2 separate regions of the Homo sapiens genome follow, and region 1 is linked to region 2. A link is a loop called in an ENCODE intact Hi-C map of the cell type or tissue named here. Cell type or tissue: endothelial cell of umbilical vein. All regions are shown on one strand. Each heading gives the region's core, and the rest is flanking DNA. Links, peaks and the distances in the headings are about the cores only.

The links. Peaks named below come from ENCODE experiments on the same cell type or tissue, not always from the same donor. Only the 100,000 strongest peaks of a DNase experiment are listed, where the experiment ranks them.
Region 1: a loop joins it to region 2, with 3 times the contacts of the local background. A loop is called at or near these places in 5 of 110 quality-filtered maps.

What each region holds. Positions count from the first base shown.
Region 1 is chr4:84,499,897-84,508,582 of GRCh38, reverse strand. No RefSeq gene overlaps it. Among named protein-coding and RNA genes, the nearest start is that of NKX6-1, 4.9 kb to the right of the region's middle. RefSeq lists silencers at 4,454-4,503, 4,584-4,633. In endothelial cell of umbilical vein, for the core only: a CTCF peak has its summit at 4,534 (motif pointing right); a DNase peak (open chromatin) is centred at 4,542; H3K27me3 peaks cover 1,932 bases.
Region 2 is chr4:84,967,356-84,976,041 of GRCh38, reverse strand. WDFY3-AS2 (WDFY3 antisense RNA 2) reads right to left here. Exons shown (of 4, transcript NR_152775.1): 2 at 6,166-6,317. Among named protein-coding and RNA genes, the nearest start is that of WDFY3, 5.0 kb to the right of the region's middle. In endothelial cell of umbilical vein, for the core only: a CTCF peak has its summit at 4,531 (motif pointing right); a DNase peak (open chromatin) is centred at 4,531.

The DNA of each region.
Region 1 (8,686 bases), core at 1,582-6,581, 470 kb after region 2:
CACATTAATTTATTTCTTGATTAAATGCTTTCTTTCTACCTACAATGCTCTTCACTAGAGCCACAGTTGTCTTTCTATCTTTATGCAGATCCTCCTTCTCTTTTAAGACCCACTATAAGTGAGTCACCTTTTCCAGCAAAGTTTTATCTTCCAAGACCTACCCTTTAACAACACTGTACAATTCTGAATTCGTAACATTTTGTTTATGCTTTTCAATCACAAACTCTTCTAAATGATGCCTAATGATATCCTGACATTTCATATATTGCACCTAGTTTCTCCAATGGCAATAGAACTGCTCATGGCCAAGAGCTGTGCTTTCTATATCTGTGAAATTTCCACAATTGTACTGGGCACATGAAACGAAGTTACTAAGTGCCAAACACTTTCATTTAAACCTAATTTATAATCTGGAGTTGAAGTTTAATTGTAACTACATCTGCTTTATATGCAGCACACATACTTTCATTATCAGTCACCCATGCAAGATCAGGATCAAAAAGAAAATGCATGTGGGGTGGTGTCGACTGGTAGATGTTAGGCATTGACGGTGTGCCAGGTACTGAGCTGAGAACTGGGGATGCGAAGACGAATTAAGGTATGGTTCTGCTCCCAAAAAGGTTATAGTCTGGCAAGGGAGACAAATATGTAAGCAAATAAGTTCAATGTTGAAGAAACAGGACATTCTGGATCTAGAACAACACAAACAAAAGTGCAAAGAAGGGGCTGAGTATAGTGTGTGTGTGTGCACGTGTGTGTGTGCGTGTAAAATTGATAGCAGCTTAGAGGAAGGAAAGAATGGGCCATATGAAGGCAATTGAAAGTTTAACAAAAAATTGAAATAGACTGTCAGTGCTGTCTAATAGAATTTTCAGCAATAACAGGAATGTTCTATATCTGTGCTGTCCAATGTGGTAGCCACTAGTGACATGTAACTATGGAGCATTTGAAATGCATCTAGTGTGACTGAGAAACTGTATTTTCATTGTCATTTTTTAAAATTAATTTAAATTTATATAGTCACATGTGACTAATGGCAATTATAATGCACAGTCCTAGACTAGATAGCCAAACTAGATGTAATGGAGTTTTCTGGGTCATGTGCTGAATGACATCATTCATTCTACCTGGGCTACCTATGCTCCAGACTGATGGGTCTGGGAGAAAAGGATATGCTACGGTGAATGACTGAGTTTTCTCACATCATCTTTAAAACCCTAGTTTTTTCATTCTTAAAATGACAGTAATAATGTCCTCCTCACAGGTTTTGGGGAGGATTAAATAAGATACTATATTTGAAATTGCTTTGTAAATTTAATATATGTAAAAACACTTCCTAAACGCTATAGTTCTTAAGCAGTTATTCTCAATGGGGGGCATTTGACAAATCTGTGGGTGCTTTCCGCTGGTCAGATTGGTTAGGAATGACACTGGCAATTAATTGGCATAATAGGGTCCAAAGAGGCTAAATGCCCTGCAGTGCATGGGACATTCCCACCAAAGTAAAATTTCCAAATCTCACAATGGGCATTTATAGAAGTGACAAGCCTACTTACTGTTGTTGAGCCCAGAATTTGCCCTGTTTAATATATAAACACAAAGTATTTTATATAGTTTCAATAAATTCTGAATTATCCAGGAATGTACATTAAGGGAAGAACACACTTTGTTTCATTTAAGAGTTATTCATTATTTCTGAAAATCAACAATCGAGTCAGTGCCACTCATAAAATTTAAATCTCCCTAATCAGCCTGTATTTGTAGTTATTGCATTTACCAGACTCTATATATAGGTATATCTGATTATTTCATTATGTCTTCAGTGTAGACAGTCTATGTATTTACATATAGAATTACTGTACATGTTATATTATAAATTATTTTCTTTTTACTTCTTTATGTCATAGTTAACACTCTATATTGATTTTTTAAAATTATATGTGTAGATAAATTCTATAACCTATGAATATCGTTTCAGGGTAGTAAAGGGGCCATTGCTAAATATTGTTTTGAAAAGGTAGCACTAATTCTGAGAGGGTTAGAACCACTATTCTAAAAACAATGTAGTCCTTGTTATCACTATATTATAACCTCTTAACTTTATCAGATGAATGTCCATTTCTGTGAAAAATACAAATTGCCACTTATCGTAGTTCACTAGTGCAATCCTTCCTGAGGTGGGACAACATTTCTGTCTTGGAGAGCAGAAGTAACTGGCCCTCATAGCCACCTAGACAGTCTAGAAGGGGCACAAATCTCCCTTTACTATTCTGGTACAAATGTGGGCAGATTTTCTTCTTACTTTCCAGGAACAATTTCTAGATCCCACTAGAACATTTAAACGAAGTCTTACTAATAGCACAGGGAAAATCAAAGTGAGAAAATGAATGTCATGAAACTAGATAAACTAACGTATGCAATGTTCTCATCCTCAACTAGGGGTTCTTTGCAGGAATTCCTTCCTCCTACAACAAGTTTTGTCTCCACGCAATCGTGCTTACCTTTAACCTCTCCATTCAAAGTACCAAAGGGAGCTTGAAGCCCAAAATAAGGAGACTGGAAGTGGGATAAACATTTCCTCATTTTAAATTGTGTAAGGCCTTCTTTTCAAATGCCTCCTTCCTTCTCAAGGACCTGATCTTCCATTGATGATTAACATCAGGAAGTTTGACTGGTTTGTTCTGAAGGCTACCTGGTCTTTGCACAGCTTTTTAGAGCTTCATTCTAGACCACCTCTGAAAGAAATCTATGAACCTGCTAGGTTCAGGGAACAAGGATATAAAGCTGAAGTGTGTGTATTGTATGTTAAAACTAAAAAGTAAAGTTAAAAAGTGATTACTATTTTTCCATTTATTTATTTATTTAAAAAAATTTTTTAAAAATTGTTTTTGAGACAGGGTCTTGCTCTGCTGCCCAGGTTGGAGTGCAGTCATGTGATCATAGCTCATCACAGCCTCAAACTCCTGGGCTTAAGTGATCCTTCCACCTTAGCCTCCTGAGTAGCTGGGATTACAGGTGTGCACCACACTAGCCCAACTAATTTTTTAAATTATTTGTAAAAATAGAGACTTAACATGTTGCCCAGGCTGGTCTTGAACTCCTGGCCTCAGTGATCCTCCTGCTGTTGCCTCCCAAAGAGCTGGGCTCAGAAGTGTGAGTCACCATGCCCAGCCAAAAAATAATTTAAATGCTTAAAACTGCTTTAAATAATAAAGTCTATTTATTTAAAAAATAATATTAAAATTATTTTGAAACTTAAATATTCGACTTGTGTGTAGACCAGGGCATAGTATTATTTTCAGGAATTAAATTCTTTTTTGAATAACGTTAAAAAGAATTCAATAAATTCTAAAATCTTTTTAATGTTTTTATTGTCTAAGAAAATGTGAATTGTAGTTTCTTTTCTGGAATGGAATGTGCAAGGATTCACTTTATATTTATTTATCAATTTGTAATATTCCGACGGCTTTCATATGCATTAATTTTTTTTCAGTTATCAGAGGGGTGGTAGAATCTAGTGATTAAATAATAGATTCTGCAGTCAGACTACCAGAAGGTTAAATCCCAGTTTCCCCACTTAGTAGCTGTGTGATCTTGGGCAAGTTACTTAACTTCTCTGTGCTTTAATTTTATTCCTTATAATGGGGACAATTATAGTTCCTAACTCATAGAGTTGTTGGATTAATACTGTAAAATACTTGGAACACTAAACACTCAGTGTTGGGTATTTTTATTCTATTTGTATCATAAAATTCTGAGAACTAATAGCAAAGTATTTGAGGATGTGAAGGGGGCAAATGGTAAGTGGAAGAATCAGGGCAGCAATCTTGGCATTGAAGTAGTCTCCAAACCAGATTACTGTTTATTAGAGTGAGGTATTCCCAAGCCCTTCAGGGAAGGGCCCTTTTCACCTCACAGGAGGTTAGATTCAGGACATTCCAAAGACAGATCTGTTCTTGCTTCAATTAAGTGAATAAAGCAGGTTATAAAAATGGGCTTAAAGGTGCAATATTATATGCTCCATATGATCTCAATCATTAAAACAAAGTACAAAATAAAGACCAGAAAACAGATAACAAGCAAATATGCCAAAATATCAGAGTGTTTGCCACTGATGGTGGAATTGTAGGTTACTCTGTGCTTTTTTATAATTTTCTCTATTTTCCAAATGTTCTGTATTGAGCAAATATGCTGTTTTGATAATCAGAGAGGAAAAGCAGAAAACCAGAATAATGTCAATAACAGTTGAGATTTGTTCTGTCATACTGGAGTCAAATAATGGAGTCAAAGAGAAGTAGGAGAGAAAGATTTAAAATATAAATCTTCATTTTAGAAGGGGTTTTCTGCTTTAAGCAAGAGCTGCCATGTCCATAGTTTATGAATTTAGCATTCCAGTTAAAAATTAAGCAGATATTAATCAAATGTAATTGCAGTTGCACAAAGGCAGACTGCCTCAGTGAGGAAATGAGGTATAGCAGTCAACAGAACCAAGCAGCCTTGTCTTTCCTAGACAGAGTGAAACGCTAAGAAGTTTTTTCCACAAGAGGGCGATAACTGTTCAGCGTTTCATCAAACGGGCCTATGGCCGCACTGTAAGCCAAGCCGCGATGCAAATAAAATAACTTTTTTTCTCACTGAAGAATAAGGAGCTGCACAAGGAGGCGGCAGCTGGAAGGACCACCACGAACACACTGAGGCACACTCAAGTCAGAAGCAACAATTTGTAGCGGAATATAAAGAGGAACAAGTTTACAGAGTCGTTTAAAAAATTATGTTCAAAAAACGTTATTTATACATACATAAGTTTTTCATGGCTGTTCACATCAGATACTTTTTAATCTGGTGCATCAAACTGGATTAGCACTTCATTCTGTAAGAAAATTCTGGAAATCTACAGACCTTCCTATAAGCACTTTGATTCCACGCTTCCATATTTTAGAATGTACTTCAATCCAAGTGGGTTTCCTAAAAGGAAATGGTTCCCTGAAAAGAAAATGCTTGCGCACGCGGGGCCGGGGGAAATTTTAATTTTCGAATGAAAAGAGATTTTCATTTGTATATGTATATGTATAAAATCTTTGGCGGTGTGTGCTTTGCTAAAGTTCAAGGCCAGTTTTCTCTCTAGTAGTTCATTGGTGTTTTCTCGCATTTACACTAATTCCAGGACTCGGGTTTTGGTATTGCAGATGTTTCTGGACTTTAGTATTTTCCATTTTCTTGGACCTTTCAGAAGCCACCCTTCGGAGCGCACTTAACTCCCAGGTACGTATTCTGCGACTCTATGGAGAGCTGTAATCCTCTCTCTCACTGACGATATCGCTGAGGGAGGTCCTGGACTTCGAGATCTTTTCTGTGGTAGAATGGATGGGGCTGTTTACACTGGTCGCTTCCCCACTTGTTTGGTGTTGGCCTCCACTGGGAGAGCGCCGAACGCAAGATCCTACGGCGCTTTTCCACGCTGTCTGCTTCAATTCTTCCCAAATCTCTACCTTAAGTGCTGGGCAGCAGAAGTTGTGGCAAAGGTGCAGTTTCCACTCTACGGCGTTTATAGGAAGCAAAGAAAGACAGACACGTTCTCCCCCTCGCCCTGCTATCCTTCCTCAAGGGTAGGTTGGTTCAAGCTTGGGGACATTCTTCCTTCTTCCTTGTATTTCTACCTAGCAATCAGCTCAATCCTTTTATGACATTCAGTTAAACCCAGCTGTCCCGCGGGTTCAGCACAAACAGGCCCTATTCGTCAGGTGAAATGGAGTTATTAAAGAAGTCATCCAGACACTTCAAGCAACTGCATTTTAGAGAGATTTTTGGACTGAAACACACACATAATTCCCTTCATTCCTCTCCCCATCCGACCCCACCCCACCCACTTTTTTTCTGCAGAATAGAAATTGACTTTCTGCTGCTACACTTGAGTATCCCGACATTTGACATTACTGTATTTGGGGCAAAACCGTTATCATCCCTCCCTTCAGAATGTTAGTACGTTTAGCTGAGAGTTCATTTGCATTCCTTCCGTTAGTTACCTTGAATTTGGTGGCTATTCTTTTAACTTAAAACAAGTATCAAAACGCGCTTGGCATTTCTGCGTCAAGGGTTAGACTGCAGGTAGAGAGGTCAAGTGGACGGCACAGACTAGGCAACAATGCCAGCAAGCTAAAAACAGTAACCAGAAAACAAATGCTGTTGTTTCCAGCCTCAAAGTCGAGGAGCACAGAACCTTCCTCACCGCCACCCTTTAAACCCTTTTTGCAACCTCAGAATTTGCCAAACCGCTTTCATTTATTTTTCAATTAAAATGCAAATCATTTGCTTTCAAACAGAGCCCCCCCATCCCCATTAGATATACTGCGTAGAGATGCGCCGGGATCCTTGCGACCACGTGTTACACGTCCACTCCCAAGGGGTACTTGAAAAAGTCCCACTTTATTAGGTCGTGGGCAGGAAGGCATGCTGGTTTCGGAGGATCCCCAAGAAAGAGCAAGTCCTGACTCTCAAAGGCATCTGAAGGCAATGCGTTAAGACTGCCCCACCAGAAACAAGCCTCCCGCGTCAGCGGGACCAGGACTCGGGTCCCGAAACTGGTTTCAACCACGCAGTTAGAGCGGAGGGCAGGGCGATCTTCCCCCGGGAGTGACAGGGGGCAGCCCACCCTCTCCGAGGACGCTCCATCGTTGTCACCGCTCCCAGCTGTAGACAGGCAGCAGATCCACTACAACTAGCACCTGGCAGGAGGCACCGGCCTGCCTTCCCGTGCTGCCCAGCGTGCGTCTGCAATACACGCTGCTCTACGCGGGATCGAGCACCCGGGGCTCACCCCCTCACTACCAGGGATCAAGGTACACGGATCCGGAATTTTTTATTGTCATAATTAAGAACAATGCTGCCATTTTAATTTGGCAATGCAAATGATACGTAAAAGTGAACGATGGAGACATCCTTACACCAAGCGTTGCAACTATTTACTCAAGACAGTTCACCCTGAGTTGGATTGAGTTGAATCTCAGTCTCAATCTCTCCCCCACCCCCGTGTCTCTCTTTGGCAACCCCGCCTCCAATAGTAGATACTAACATTCTCAATAGGGAAATATTCAACTCTCTTCCGAGTCATAATATTTACATGAGATAAAAAGGGGATCACTCTTTAACATTGGAATCTTTGGGGATGACTGGCCTCTTTTCCTCCCAATTCCTACCTAGTCCTTGAGAATGCAGTGTCCTGGAGGATGTGAGGAGGTCGCTGGAGGGCCAGGCGCAGAGTGGAGACTGAAGGTTGGGTACCACCGCCAGGGTGGAGTGTCCGAAGGCGAGAAACGTTTCGTTTGTAACGAAGCCAGAGACATAGGCCCCCCAGTTTCAAGGCTAGGACGGGCTATGCCTGCCACCATCCTCCCGCAGCTTCCTGGCCGAGGTGGCAGGGCGCTGGGGTTTAGACCCAAGCACTGGATCCCCGCGTGGAAATGCAGAAGGTCCGCACATCAGCTCTCTTCTGAAGCAAGTCTTGGCTTGACTCCTTAGCACTATTCATGCTGACGAAGGACTTCACCTTACCCCAGGTCAGATTCTAAAGTCCATGAAATAATAGATTTAAACCAGTCTTGAAGTTAATGAAGAAAGATAAAGGAAGAGGAGGACCAAATAACATTGCTTCTATCTTAGAAGGAAATAAAACTGGCAAATATAACCCTTCCTTCCCCCAGTTTCAGACTCAAACTCAAGCTGACCCTTAAAAACTAGTGCTTAGTAAACGAAGGTTATCGAAGCGGAGTACGCCCTCCTGGCTTTTCGTGCTTGGACCCAAATGAGCGCTTTGACACCAATAGCTAAACTCCATCCGTCGGTGGTGCTGATCAAATTTTATTCTTGAGCCATTTATTGCGTTTATTTCTGTTTTCTGCTCATTAAAATTGTAATTAATGATCTCATCCAAATTTGCTGTAGCGACCACCTTCCAATGGTGTGTTACTTTAACATGCTGAATTCTCAAAATTGTCAAAGGGTTTTCCTTCTCCAGCCCGCAGTTCAACCCTGTCGGGAACGTAAAGATCAGCCAGAGATGGAAGAGATTTAGAGAGTAAAGGAAGCCACCCTTCAACTCCTAAACTCTAGATAGACATCCCACCACCACTGTCCAGGAGCTGGTACATCTCCATCTCCCGTAGCAACTCTAGAATTGGGAGTAGGCGCCAGAGTTTTGGAGAGGGTTTTCAAAAGCTTACAGTTCCCAGGGTGTACCTAGATGCTTCTGTATCTAAAGTTTCCGCCTGAATTTTGATGATTCTACCCCCATGTAAACCCAAAGGAAATAACAACAATAATCAAAGGGAGAAAAGTTAAGGGAAAAAACTCCCTCACTGTTCTCAGGTATAAACATCATCTGACAGATAAATATTCCTATTAAACGGATTCAGTTTTCAGCGAATTGAGTAACCCATAAATGATAATGAACGCGGTGGGAAGCGACGGGCGGGGGGGAACTCGGGAATGAAAAAAAAAATAAAGTGGAGGAGAAAGAACAGAAAAGGAAAGCAGGAGGTGGAAAGATGGAAGAGGACGATCCTTTGGCCTACAAGGGGATTAAGGACATCTATAAGGCTTAAGGAGCAACAAATTAATTTACACAATTCTGGGAGAGCCCAGATGGCCTTTAATTAATCCCTTCAAAAGAAGGAGCCAGGCCAGGGCTGCG
Region 2 (8,686 bases), core at 1,463-6,462:
TGAAAGTGTTGGGAAAGGTCTGGGTTGGAGATATTAATTTATGTAATCAGTGTAAAGAACTGAATTCATTAGAATTACTGAAAGGAGTGATAGAATGAAGGTGTCACCTTAGAGCACTATCTGTAAGGGGCAGGTAGAGAATTTGAGAGGAACCAGGAAGAAGGGACTAGAGAGTATCAGGGAAAAGAGGATCATAATTGCCAAAATAAGGACAGAGAACTTCTAGTATAAGATGGAAGATATTACTTTATGTTGAATTAGGAGAACACTGATGACTTTGGTAAGAGCAGTTTCAACAGAGTAGTAAAGTTGAAAGCCAGTAACAGGTAACTGAAGAATGAGTATTAGAGATTTAAGTGGAGAAATGAAGTATAAATTGAGCACTCTTTAAAAACTTCAGAGAAAAAAAAATGGAGATTGGGAGATTTTCCCCGCATCTGAACAATGAAGAGACTTGGAAGTATTTAAAGGACCAAGAATCGTGTTTGTGTGTGTGCATGTATGTGTCTGTGTGTACTTACATATTCATTCTTATTTTGTAAATCGGCAGAGGGATATACAAGATAAAATCACTTGGAATTTTTTTTTTTTTTGAGACGGAGTCTCACTCTGTCACCCAGGCTGGAGTTCAGTGATGCAATTTCCACTCACTGCAACCTCCACCTCCCGGGTTCAAGCGATTCTCCTGCCTCAGCCTCCTGAGTAGCTGGGATTACAGGCACCCACCACCACGCCCAGGTAATTTTTGTATTTTTAGTAGAGACAGGGTTTCATGATGTTTGTCAGGCTAGTCTCGAACTCCTGACCTCGTGATCCGCCCGCCTCGGCCTCCCAAAGTGTTGGGATTACAGGTGTGAGCCACCACACCCGGCATAACTTGGAATTTAAAACCAAAATTAATCAACATAGCTATCTTTAAATTGTGTAAAATCCATGCAATTATAGTTAGTATTTAATGTCATGGTATGTGCATTAGTCTGGGTTCTCCAGAGAAATAGAATATTAGATAGATGATAGATAGATAGATAGATAGAGAATAGATAGATCGATAGATGATTGATAATACATAGATAGATGATAGATAGATATATAGATAATACATAGATACATAGATTTATCATAATGAATTGGCTTAGGTGGTTATGGAGGCTTAGAAATCCCAAGATCTGCAGTTGGCAAGCAGGAGACCCAGGGCAGTTGATGATATAGTTCCAGTCTGAGTCCAAGTATGAAAGCAGGATAAGACTGATGTTCCAAGTCAAAGACAGTCAGGCAGAGAGTAAATTCTCCCTTACTCCACGTTTTTAGCTCCATTTGGGCCTTGGACAGATTGGATGAGGTCCACTTACATTGGGGAAGGCAATCTGCTTTACTTGGTCTGCTGAGTCAGATGTCAATCTCATCCAGAAACATCCTCAAAGACACACCCAGAATGATGTTTAACCAAATATTTGGATATTTCATGGCCCAGGTAAGCTGACACATAAAATTAACCATCATAGTATGTCGTTAAATTAAACTTGGATTTATTTTTTTTAAAATGAGGCTGGGAGTGGTGGCCTATGCCTGTAATCTCAGCACTTTGGGAGGTCCAGGCAGGAGGATCGCTTGAGCCCAGGAGTTACAGACTAGTCTGGACAACATGGCGAAATCTTGTCTCTACTTAAAAAAAAATTTTTTAAGGAAAATGAGTGATATTATATACATAATATAATTGATTTTATAGAGTCTCACTATGAATTCAGAATGATTTAATTTCGTGATAAGCCAAGTAAATATAACTCTATTTGTTTGTGACTGGTTTTATCTAGAAACACAAGCTATTGAGGAAAATTTTTAAATAAAGTAACTGTAGGTTTTGTGCTTGGTTATTTTGTTTGTTATTGTGTCCCTCTACCCCATCCCATTATCTGGAAGTTTCAAAAGCACAACAGCAAAAAAGGAACTTGATTTTTAAAGATTATATAATGGTGGCAGAAATGTCAAGAGATAAGGAAGAGCAAAAGAGGAAACACAAAATATTGCAGTGATAGAGAAGATCTCAAAAAAAACTAGGTCAATGTTTGACTTCATTCACAGTTGCTCCTCAAATATGACATTGCCTTGAGGATAGAGTGCCCTCAAATTAGCACACATTCTGATTAGGAGAGCAGGGTCCAGTAGCCAGTGTTAAAGGAAACAAACATGTTTTCTAGTCTTGTCATAACACATGAAATAAACAGGAAAAAAATATAAATTAAATGTGTTTGGAATCATCAATAATCCAGCATATTTTATTCATTCCTTAAATGTGTGTACTTTGTTAAGTTATGATAGGTGTCAATTGCTTGATTCAAAACTTCTCTACCATGATGTGGAATAATTTTATAATGTAAAATGGTAGTACCAAAACTGGACCAATAAAGAGCCAAAACACAGTCATTGTCCTCACTGAATTTATAGGCATAAACCACATAACATAAAAAACTATAAAACTGCATCTGTGATTAGTGCTATGAAGGAAAATTGAGTGGTTCTATGAAAAATTTAATGGTGGGATTTGTGACTTAGTTCAGTGAAGACATCGTTAAAGTAGATGAAGAATAGAGGCAGGTAATCGATTGTGCAAAGGCCATGTGGCGAAGGGAGCATGTCAAGGAGAAGGGACTGAACATGCCAGGGTAATAGCAGTAGAGGAAGTGCATTAAATTATGGATCATGTCGACATTCGAGAGGTGGATGGTTGGCCAACTATGCCAGGTCCTAAGAACCACTGAAAATCTGTAAATGGAAACAATGGATTGGAAGAGATTCAAGTGACTGTGGGTAGACTAGATAAAAGGTTATCTCAGTTGAAAATATGAGACTAGGGTAGTGCCAGAGAAAATGGGAAGAGGTGTTCATGTTTGAGAGTTATTTGGAAGTAAAATTGGCAATCATTGGTAATGGATTTGATGCAGGGAACGGGAGAAATTGAAGTGTTATAAACCTTTTGAGGTTTCTGAGTAAAGCAATACAACAAAAACTCCACTCAGATGGAAAGCTCAAAATACAGTTCTTGAATAAGCCCAAGGATTATTTATAGTAATTGAGGACAGGAGCAAATACTTATTAGACTGTAATTTATATGTGTTGATAATAATTTGTGTGCCCCACTGGAGCAGCAGGAGGTACTCCTGTACCATCTTGTTATAGTTCTTAAGACATTATCATTCCTGGTTGATATCTTTCTCTAGACTGTGAGCTCCATAAAGGTGGACAGTAGGTTTTTATTATATCTCTTGCAGGCAATCTAGTTTCTGGCACAGCAATCACTCAAATATTTGCAGAGTGAAGTAATTAGGTCATGACTTAAACTTTACATTATTTTATTTTCCAAATTATTTTTACTGTAGTTATACAATTTAAATGTCCTTTTTTTTTAGACAGAGTCTCACTCCGTGGCCCAGGCTGGAGTGCAATGATGCAGTCTCGGCTTGGCTCGCTGCAACCTCCGCCTCCCAGGTTCATGTGATTCTCCTGCCTCAGCCTCAGCTGGAATTACAGGTGCCCGTCACCACACCCAGCTAATTTTTGTATTTTTAGTAGAGACGGGTTTTCACCATGTTGGCCAGGCTCGTCTCAAACTCCTGACCTCAAGTGATCTGTGTGCCTTGGCCTCTGAAAGTGCTGGAATTACAGGTGTGAGCCACTGCACCCAGCCTTAAGTAAGTTTTAATGTAAAATTTTTCTATATTCAAAATTTCCAAATAATAACTTTATTTCCTCATTTACATTTAAGCCCTATTATTGCTGCATTACTAATTATGGTCAGAATTACCTGTTTGAATAATGATAACAACCACCACCACATGCTAGTTGTGATGATTAATTTTAGGTATTGACCTGACTGAATTAATGAATATATAGCGAAGTGATAAAGCATAATTTTGGGGTGTGTCTGTAAGGGTGTTTCTAGAGGCAATTGGAGCGTGAGTCTCAGTGGACTAAGTGGGGAAGATTCACCCTCAATGTGGGTGGGCATCATCCAATCAGCTGGAGGCCCAGATAGAACAAAACAGAGGAAAAGTGAATTGGTCTCTCTGTCCTGAAGTCGGGATACACTCTTCTGCCCCTGGACATGAGAATGCCAGGCTCTCCAGCCTTTGGATACCAGGACTCACACCAGCTCCCCTCTGGGTTCTCAGGCCTACATACTTGGAATGAGCCACGCTACTGGCACCCCAGGGTCTCTAGCTTGCAGATGGCCTGTTGTGGGACTTCTCAGCCTTCATAATTGCATAAGCCAATTCTAATAAATCCCCTCTCCTGTATCTGTATCTATATTTTATTGGTTTGGTCTCTCTGGAGAACCCTAACTAATACAGTAGCATAGGATATAGTCCTAGGTGTCCATCTAGGAGACTGAGTAATTTTGTATCACCCAGCATAGTGCTTTTTAGCATACTTTAAAGAATTATGGAATAAATTAACAGACCTCTCGCTGGTTACAGATGGTAAAAGACCAACTAATTTTTCATTCTAGTCAGCAGATGGCAGTGTTTTACTTTATTTAGCTAACTGAGGTTTGTTTCCTGAGTCTTGCAACACTCACTTTTAACTTAATCCATGAAATAACACAGTATTTTTGAGTTAACTTTATACTTTTTGAACCATAAATAAATGTTATAGGAGTTGTTTTAGGTTTTTAAAAATCGCACATTTTTTAGTCAACTTGAGCTTTCTTAAGCTATCTTTAAATTTGCTTTTTACATTAATTGCAAACAATTGCTCTCATTTTTGTAAACAGGAAAACCCTGTTTATTTACTTTATTCCTTAGCTTTATTTCTAAGAAAGGTCAACGCTGAACATTAATTCTGGAAATTAAGTTTAAATTATATTTAACTGAAGATGGCACAGTTAAAAGTTTCTTTGGTTGAGTTTCTCTCCTCTAAGATGAGCCCTGTCAACTCTGAAGTTATGGGACTTGAGACTGAGTCAGGAGACCTGGATTTCATTCAAATTGCTACAAAGTTTGCACTAGATGATCTATAGTGAGCCATTTGAATAATTTTTCACCAGAATTTTTAATGAGTGAAATATGCTCAATGTGTATACTACTATACAGTCGACCCTTGAACAACGCCAGGGTTAGGAGTGCTGTTGCCCTCCCTGGCTGCTGTGCAGTTGAAAATCTGTGTGTAATATTTGAATCCCCAAAAACTTAACTACTAATAGTCTACTGTTGACCAGAAGCCTTACTGATAACATAAAGCTGATTCACATATATTTTGTATATGTATTACTTATCTTTACAATAAAGGCAGAGAAAAGAAAATGCTATTAAGAAAATCATGAAGAAGAGAAAATATATTTATTATTCATTAAGTGGAGAAGGATCATCATAAAGGTTTTCATCCTCATCATCTTCAGGTTGAATAAGCTGAGAAGGGGAGGAAGAGAAAGAGTTGTTCTTGATGTCTCAGGGGGGTGGCCAAGGTGGCAGAAAATCTACATAGAAGTGGATTTGCATATTTCAAACCTGTGTTGTTCAAGGGTGAAGTGTATTTATCTTGTAAAAACATTGTAAATATACTGGTTTTAAAAGTCTGAACTCTCCATAGAGAAACATAAAGGAACTGAAAATGAAGAGGACCTTTAACTTTAAGTAGAAATAGAATTTATTAATAACAAAAGTCTTCAATCCCCCATCTCTATTATAATGCTGATAATTATGATGAACAAGGGCAAAACGTGATACTATTCTGTTTCCTCCTGTGAGCCTGTTACTCTTTAAAGTTTAAAGAAGCTTTATTACATATTACTTACTTAAGTATAAAGAGAAACAATACATCGAGCTACACACATGCCTCTTCCCAAAACAAAACAAACTCTCCAATACCTCTTTTGAATGTATTTATAAGAAAAACAACAGAAAAAATCTCTAATTAGAACTTTCTAAAAGCATTTCTCCCCAATTAGAGTGCAGTAATGACTATAAATGGCACTGTCTCAGGGACAGCTCATCAGTTAATTATAAGTAGTTCTATAAATTGAGGAGTGAAGAATGATACTAAATTTCAATCAGTGCAGATAAATATGGCTTGTCATTATTCAATTGATATTTTTGACAGTCCACCTAAAGAGGAAGATGCAGAACAGAAATATTGTCTTTTCTAAAGAATGGAGATTATGAGAACATTTACCTTAGACTATATTCTTGTCTGGAATATGGTTTTCATAGACACTCAATTCCCATGATCCCCAGAGACTTTCATTGGCTTGCCCAGTTTCTTTCCATCTGGTCCTTTCAAACCAGGAAAAACAATATGGTAATTCTATTGTTGCGTCTAGTAGCCTGGAAAAATGGAAATGTATATTTAATATAATATGTAATATAGTGGCTCAGTAATTTTTAAATATGTCAATTAACACTTCCATTCTTTTTGATTTTTGTGTCCCAGCATCATTTAGCACTCTATGTTCTGGAATAAATATCTCAAAATTCTATAAATTACATATGCTCATCTCTGGGATAATGCTACCTGACCAAGTTTAAATTATTTCCTGTATAGTCTTAAAAGCAAACATGTTAACAAAAAGTTAACATAAAGAAAATAATTGTTTAAATAGCAAACTGTTAATATGTATTATTTAACAATTTTCCAAAATTGCTGTTTTCTATTATTTTTTCTTCCTCTTACTTTTAGATATTTTTCATGAACCTTTTATCTCCATTTTCCTTCCTTTAAAATTATGTTTCACTCATTCATGTTCATAGAATTTTCAATCATGTTAAAAGCAAATATGGGTTGTTTGCTTATTGTCACAGATAGCCTCTTGGTTATCATTCTCCACAGTCACCTTATTCATGAATTGTAAGTTGGAGATCAGCCTCCCAGTGCAGAACTGTTTAGAAATAGCCCTTCATGCTTGCTCCTCTATTCCCAGAGGAGTTTGCTGCACATGCCTAGATCTCTTTCCATCTGGCCTCTGCACAAAGGGTTTATCCCACTTTAACACAATTCTTTGTTTTATAGAGGACCTTGACTTTATCTGAGAGTGAATACATATGAAACAATAATCATGTTGCAGGAAAACCTGATTTGATCATTTTTTTTTCGTACTTGATTCCTAAGATGACAGTGAAACTACAGTTAGCCAGCAACAAAGACTAAAGGCTGTAATGATGACAGAGCTGTAAAAAAGTAAATGTGAAGGGTCTGATTTTTCCATTATTACAGTACTTACGTTTATGTGGCTTCAGTAAAAAAGAAAAAAAAAACTTGGTACATTTATTTTTATGTCTATCACTGAAAAACCTTTGTGAGTTTGTAAGACATTAATATGAAAACGGCTGCTTTTGCATACTGATAGATTTGTGAACTTTATTGCAATATATGTTTTAACAGAAAAATATAATTATAGTATTTTAAAATGTAACTCTTCCTCCCTCAGTGTAAATAAAATCACAATGACAAGAGTCCTGAAACCTCTAACTGAAAATCTTCCTTTAAAAATGCATGGTGGTCTTAATGTTTAAAAGAAGTCAGCCTATTTTCGCAGTGTATATTCATGTTATCTAACGTTCTTTTTTCTCCAATTATTATACATACAGTTTTATAAGTGAATATTTAAGAGTCAAGAATTTTGTGGTATTTTGCCTAGAAATAGACTGGAAGAACACAAAATCTAAATAAAGAATAAACACCAAAAGGCCAAAGGGAAAGAACAAAAAAAGTACATGTACATGCATATGCACACACACACCCCCACATAGGTGCTTTGTTTTTAATAATTTATTTCAAAACGTATTGTACAATGCTGTCTCAAATACTTTATTTGGGTTTAAAAGAGTTGTAGATGTTAGTATAGGTTGTTGATTTCAAATGGAAAAATTATTGGCATTGAAAGATGGCAACTGAAATCTTGAACCTAACAGTTAATTAAGGTTACTTCGTGAGGATTAAATATTAGAATTCTGCTCCGCCCCCCACCAAAGGATACCGGTATTTTTACTAAAATATATTTTTAGGTTTGTTTTGGCATATTCTTTTCAAAGAGATTTGAAACTCTTAAATTGTTATAATTACAAAATCTTATATTTGAACTTTCAAAACATTACTCATTTTGAAGTAGAATCTAAAACTACATTTAAAAACATTTCTGCCCACATTTGGTCTGTTTAAGGGACTAACCTTTGAACACACTAGTCTTATTTTGAAAGGGCAAGGTGTTTTTTTTTTTTAATAGCCAGTGCCCCACAGAAGAAAAACTGTGACACCCCCCCCCCACAAAGTGCTCATATATATCACCTGTGTTTGTTAGCAATGTTACCTCCAACTTTGTTATCTTGGAGTAATTGACGAGTAAATCATTACAAATGGGTCCAACTCTAAAGGCAAAATCGTCAAAAAGAAGAAAACAGCAAATCCAACTTGCCTTATGTTTATTAGAGGAAATCCTGAAACTTCTGTAGATTGCAGTGTTAGGAAAAACAAGTTTGTGATTACAGCGATGTTATGACCACTTCCCCACTCTAACTCTGTTGTTTAAGGGAGTCCACTCCTAACTGCTGACTCAGTTTGTCTTTACTGCCAGAACTGAAGCGTGACCCAAATTGTCTGCTGGGTTGAGTAGGAACAAACGGGCAAAATGATGATCACTTGGCAGTTCTAGGTTTACTAAAGGATACTTATTTGGTCTAAACACTGTTTGTGGGACTGC